2 separate regions of the Homo sapiens genome follow, and region 2 is linked to region 1. The links are chromatin loops, found by intact Hi-C in ENCODE. Cell type or tissue: HepG2. All regions are shown on one strand. Each heading gives the region's core, and the rest is flanking DNA. Links, peaks and the distances in the headings are about the cores only. Region 1 has its middle 26 kb from the start of YTHDC1. Region 2 overlaps UGT2A1 (UDP glucuronosyltransferase family 2 member A1 complex locus).

Region 1 (2,825 bases), core at 172-2,671:
GTTCACTCTGAAAAGCAGTATCTAAAAAACATCTATAAGGTTTATCTAATACCATACTTACTGAGTTATTTCAGTTATTAGGTTTTTCATACTGAATATCTCCAGTTGGTCCTTCATAACTGATTTTTCTGATTCATGTTTCTAATTTCCTCCTTTGGGTCTCTAAAAATATTTTTAGTCCTTTTAAAACAATTATTACACTTTTGAACATTTTTTTCTATCTGATCCATTCATTTGGCTTCCTCTTTTATTTTTATTTTTTTAGCTTCCTCTTTTAAAGATATCTGTTTGCCTACCTTCTTTTCATAATACATACATTCTTCACATTTTGTGATTTTGTTATTTTTTTCCTGTGAACATACAGTCCCTTATGGTCTTGGATGATATTCAGATGATTTAATAACAAGGACAGCATGGACACCAACTAATCCTAACAGAATGCTGAACATATTAGAACAGATAGATGCTCACTGTTAACTACCTGATATGGGCTCAATGACTGTCGTCCTAACTTGAGACTATCAGCTAATCATACTAATTAAGTGTACTATTATACCCTGATTAGTATCCTCAGATTACAAAGTTATTGTACCAAAAATCTCCTCCTAAAGACCCAATTCTGATGTCAATTTGATCTAAACTGGTTGACAACATAATTTCTAAATCTTTTCCCTGCAATGATTAAAGTATAATCCAACAGCTTCTTAAGATTTAAAGATAAGATTTTCAAGATCATAAAAGGTTTAACATAAGAAAGACTGTACTAATATCACTCTTTTGTCCTGCAAAATTCTGTCACTATGTCTTAACTTTTCTCTCAGGTTTTTAGCACTGTTTGTCACTTCCTAAGTCCTTCTAGGTAAGGACTAAGATAAAATAATTCCAAGAAAAGACCTCATGCTAGGAATAGTCTGTTTACCATCCAGCAAGAGTATTCTTTTTATTTCCAAATTAGATAACCTGCTACAATCATGAATTATTTTACATAGTTTATTTATATTAAAATTTAATAAAACAGTGGTAAAGTTTATCTGGTACTTTAATACTATTCTCTTTTTTTTTTTTTTTTCAAGTCAAAGCTGTTTTATTATCATTCACATTATTTCATAGAAAAAGGAATGTAGCAAACGTCAGGGTCAGGGTTGTACATAAAAAATCCAGGTTTGTAGAGGTCGCGTTATTTACATCTGGGGGCAGGGCTGTCCCAGCATCAGGCACAGCAGCTGCACTTGTCCGACGCCCCTTTGCAGATGCAGCCCTGGGCACACTTGGCACAGCCCACAGGACAGCAGGAGCAGCAGCTTTTCTTGCAGGAGGTGCATTTGCACTCTTTGCACTTGCAGGAGCCGGCGCAGGTGCAGGAGTCACTGGCGGCACAGGAGCAGTTGGGATCCATGGCGAGCTGAAGAGGCGGCTGGAGTCGGGACAGGTTGTACACGGGCTCGCTGGGACTTGGAGGAGGCGTGGTCAATACTGTTGTCTTTTTAAACTTTTGTTCAACATTTCAGTATCAGACTATTTCTTCTTTGGCACTTGCTTTCAATTCGCCTATCTTGCCACTAGATGGAGAGGGATGCCACTAGGTGGAGGGTGATGCCTACCACTAGATGGTACTTAAACTTACCTTCTTGCATTCAACAGCCTAAAAGATAGCTGTTTAAGTTTAACGTGTATATACAGGGTCTTGTCTTAATATGGTGAAAAATTAATGTTCCAGTTTCAAAAGCGAACTTATAACATCTTTTTTCCTCTAGGTCATTGAAACAAGAATTCTCTCTCTCTCTATCTTTCTCTTTCTCTCTTTAAATTGTTTTTACAGACGGGGTCTCCTTCTGTCACTCAGGCTATAGTGCAGTGGCATGATCATAGCTCACTGTAGCCTTGAACTCCTCGGTTCCCACCTCAGCCTCCCCAGTAGCTGGGATTACAGACTTAAGCCATCATGCTGACGAGCCTTCTTTAATACCTATGCTAAAACTCCATGTACTTATTTGGGAAGAAAAGGGAAGATGGTTAGCCCCATGAATAGTGACAATAATAATAATAAAGTTATCACCATTTCAGGATGGTGCTGTACATGCCACCTGCTGGAGAAAAAAGATGTGGGAGGTGTTACACTGACAGCCTGAGGGTTCCCCAGGAATTCATTTAGCCTCATTAATTCGGGGAAGGGTAGTTATTCCACCAGCAAATTCCAGCAAGCGAAATGGCAGCTTTGGACATTTGGGCCTCTCTAGTTTCTTTGAGTTATACAGTGCTTCCTTATAGAATTTATTTCCTTCCATGGATCTTACTGTGAGTAGCCAGATATCTAAATCCTGGGCTCATGCACAAGTAACCCCCAGACCTCATAAAATTATACTGCTGTATATTCGTACACTTACATTTCAAGTCTAGCATTTGCATCTAAATTCATTTGGCTGCATCATAATCAAGTCACATAATCTTGCTTTCATTTTAAGTCTTACAGGCTTCAACTAAGTTTAATTTTGAAAACAAGGCAGGGCGCGATGGCTTACGCCTGTAATCCCAGCACTTTGGGAGGCCAAGGCGGGTGGATCACTTGAGGTCAGTAGTTTGAGACCAGCTTGGCCAACATGGAGAAACCCCGTCTCTACTAAAAACATGAAAAATTAGCCAGGCGCGGTGGCTCACACCTGTAATCCCAGCACTCTGGGAGTCTGAGGCGGGCAGATCACTTGAGGTCAGGAGTTCGAGAATAGCCTGGCCAACATGGTGAAACCCTGTCTCTAATTTAAAGAAAATACAAAAATTAGCCAGGCGTGGTGATGCATGCCTGTAATCCCAGCTCCTTGGGAAGCCGA
Region 2 (2,825 bases), core at 63-2,562, 1.2 Mb before region 1:
TAGTGGAATCTCCCAATTAGATTGATTAGTATGAGTTCCTGGGGTTACTGGTTGGACTTAATTTAATGCCCCAAAAACATTTTTAAGAGAACTGTAACCAGACTTACCAAATGTAATACATTCTTCCCCCTTCAACACACACATACACACACACACACACAAACATACACACACACACACACACACACACACACATGCTTACTGGCCTATTTATCTGTGAAATAATATTTTCTCATAGAATTATGATGATTACGTACACGGATACTAAATATCTATATAAAAACATGTAATCTAATTTTTATTTAATTTGAATCTATTTAGACTCATAATTAAATGATGTCAAACAAATAAATTCTTAAGGCCTGGAAAATTTTCTCTCATTAAATCCCAAATGTGAATGATTTCCGAAAGACATATTTGAACACAATAATGTTAGGATTGTAAAGTCTTGTTTTTCATTTTTGTTGTTACTGTTACTGTGTCGGTTTTGTTTCTTCCTCAGGAAACTAAGTATTGAAGATTTTTACATAAGACAATTATTGCCCTGTTTTATTTTGAAACCTAGTTATATTTTATTTCAACTATCTTGAAAATTACATCAGAAAATCCTAGATAGTAAGTGTATTATAATGGCAATATTTTTAGAAATGTTAACTCCCAATAATGAATAATAATTTATATTATTTTAGTATTTTAAAGAACGTCTTAATGGACCCTGTATGTTGCTAATGAAATCTACTTAAACTTTTAATGTATTTATATCATTATTTTAACTTATAGATAGCACTAGCCCTAATTTGAAACAGTCTTTCTTCCTGAATATGAAGGAAACTAGTGCTTAGAGAATGGCTACAATATTTCCTATTAAATATGTTGTGTGTGTTCATCTTGGTTTTGTACGTCTACGTATATACGTACACATAATTTGTTTTATAATATACATTTCTTACATGTTATAAACATATATATTATATCTTTGTATAAACATAAGTAGATCTAAATGAACTTTATTTTTACGCCGTCAACAAAATTATTAAACTCCTAATAATTTGGACTCACCATACTTATTCAGCACTATCAACCATCATCCATAGGAGGGCAGCAGATCCTAAAGCTTGATAAACTGCTTGAAGAAAAAGAAAGTCTCAAGTGAGATTTAACTTTAACCTAAGGACTACATTTAGCAACTGCCAAAGGATGCACATTTTTGTTTTATAGTTTTGAAAGTGCTTTTACACATAGTTTATTGTTGAATACTAACAATAGTTCTGTAATTCTAACTTTATTTTACAGATGAAGAAATCAAGATCAGAGAAGTTGAGAATTTCCTGGCAATTGGAAACTGAAATTATATCCTATTTCCACCAGCTACATATTTCTCATTCACCTACATTTTAACTACAAAACAGTAGTGGAAAAAGCATGGGCAGAAACTTATGCAGATATTTCTTTCCTCCATTGTCATTGATTATAGATGCCACATACACAGAGGCAATTTCAAGTGGGAAAATGAAACTTAGAAACCACTATTCAAAAAAAAAAAAAAAAAGAAAAGAAAATGGCAGAGAAATTTAGAAAGTGTCATTAGCTTTTGATTTTTATTATAATGAGAAGCTACAGTTCCAACTAAATGGAGGATTTATAGCTTATACTTTTCCATTTCTTATCTCCCTAAATGAACTATCGCAAATCCTAGTTAGAAGATAAAATTATCAATTTTTTCTGGCTTCATTTCTCTCAAATTAATTGAATGGGTAAGCCAGTGGCTTTACAGGAAATGGTAAACTGGAAGTTGCAAACACTTCAGTTCCTTTTTGTTGGTGGGGTACATGTTATAATTGTTTAAGTTTTCATTTTTAATTATTATGTATACATAATAGTTGTATCGATTTACAGGAAATGTGACATTTTGATGAAAGCTTAAAATGTGTAATGATCAAATCAGGATAATTGGGATATCCATAACCTCAAACATTTATCTTTTCTATGTTAGGAAAATTCCAATTCCACTCTTAGTCATTTTAAAACACACAAATTATTATTAACTATAGTCATCCTATTGTGCTATCAAACACTAGATTTTTTCATTCTAACTATATTTTTGTAGCTATTAATCATGCCCTCTTTATACCCTCCCCACCCCCCAAGACCTTTCCCAGCCTCTGGTAACCATCTCTCTACTCTATATCTTCTCTATATCTTCATTCGTTAATTATTGTTTTTAGCTTCCACATGTGAGTGAAAACACGGCATATTTGTCTTTCCGCGCCTGGCTTATTTCATTTGACTTAACTGGAGGAAACTCTAGATTCATCCAAGTTATTGCAAATGACGGGATTTTCACTTGTCCGTTGATTCACCCATTGATGCACATATAGGTTGATTCCATATCTTGGCTATTGGGAACAGTACTGCAATAAACATGGGTGTACAGATATTTCTTTGATATACTGATTCCTTTATTTGGATATATACCCAGCAGTGTGATTGTCGGATCATATGGTAGTTTTATTTTTAGTTTTTTGAGAAATATCCACACTCTTCTCCATAGTGGCTGCACCAATTTTATATTCCCACCAACAGTGCACAAGGGTTCCCTTTTTCCATATCCTCACCAGCATTTGTTATTGCCTGTTTTTTTGTCTGTCTGTTTGTTTGCTTGTTTGTTTTTGCGGCGGGGTCAGGGTGGTAAAAGCCATTTGAACTGGGCTCAGATGATATCTCATTATAGTTTTTACTTGCATTTCTTTGATGAATAGTGATGTTGACCATTTCTTCACTTGCCTGTTGGTTGTTCTTTTGAGAAACGTCTATTCAGATCTTTT

The links. Hi-C counts contacts between places; a loop is a spot of excess contacts. Peaks named below come from ENCODE experiments on the same cell type or tissue, not always from the same donor. Only the 100,000 strongest peaks of a DNase experiment are listed, where the experiment ranks them.
Region 2: it touches region 1 in a loop (8-fold over the local background); 2 of 110 quality-filtered maps call a loop at or near these places.

What each region holds. Positions count from the first base shown.
Region 1 is chr4:68,374,894-68,377,718 of GRCh38, reverse strand. It overlaps the pseudogene MT2P1. Among named protein-coding and RNA genes, the nearest start is that of YTHDC1, 26 kb to the right of the region's middle. In HepG2, for the core only: a CTCF peak has its summit at 1,583 (motif pointing right); a DNase peak (open chromatin) is centred at 1,568; H3K4me3 peaks cover 335 bases.
Region 2 is chr4:69,615,558-69,618,382 of GRCh38, reverse strand. All of the region lies in intron 3 of UGT2A1 (UDP glucuronosyltransferase family 2 member A1 complex locus), which reads left to right. The region is part of intron 1 of UGT2A2 (UDP glucuronosyltransferase family 2 member A2); the gene reads left to right. Among named protein-coding and RNA genes, the nearest start is that of UGT2A2, 23 kb to the left of the region's middle. In HepG2, for the core only: a CTCF peak has its summit at 1,103; a DNase peak (open chromatin) is centred at 1,092.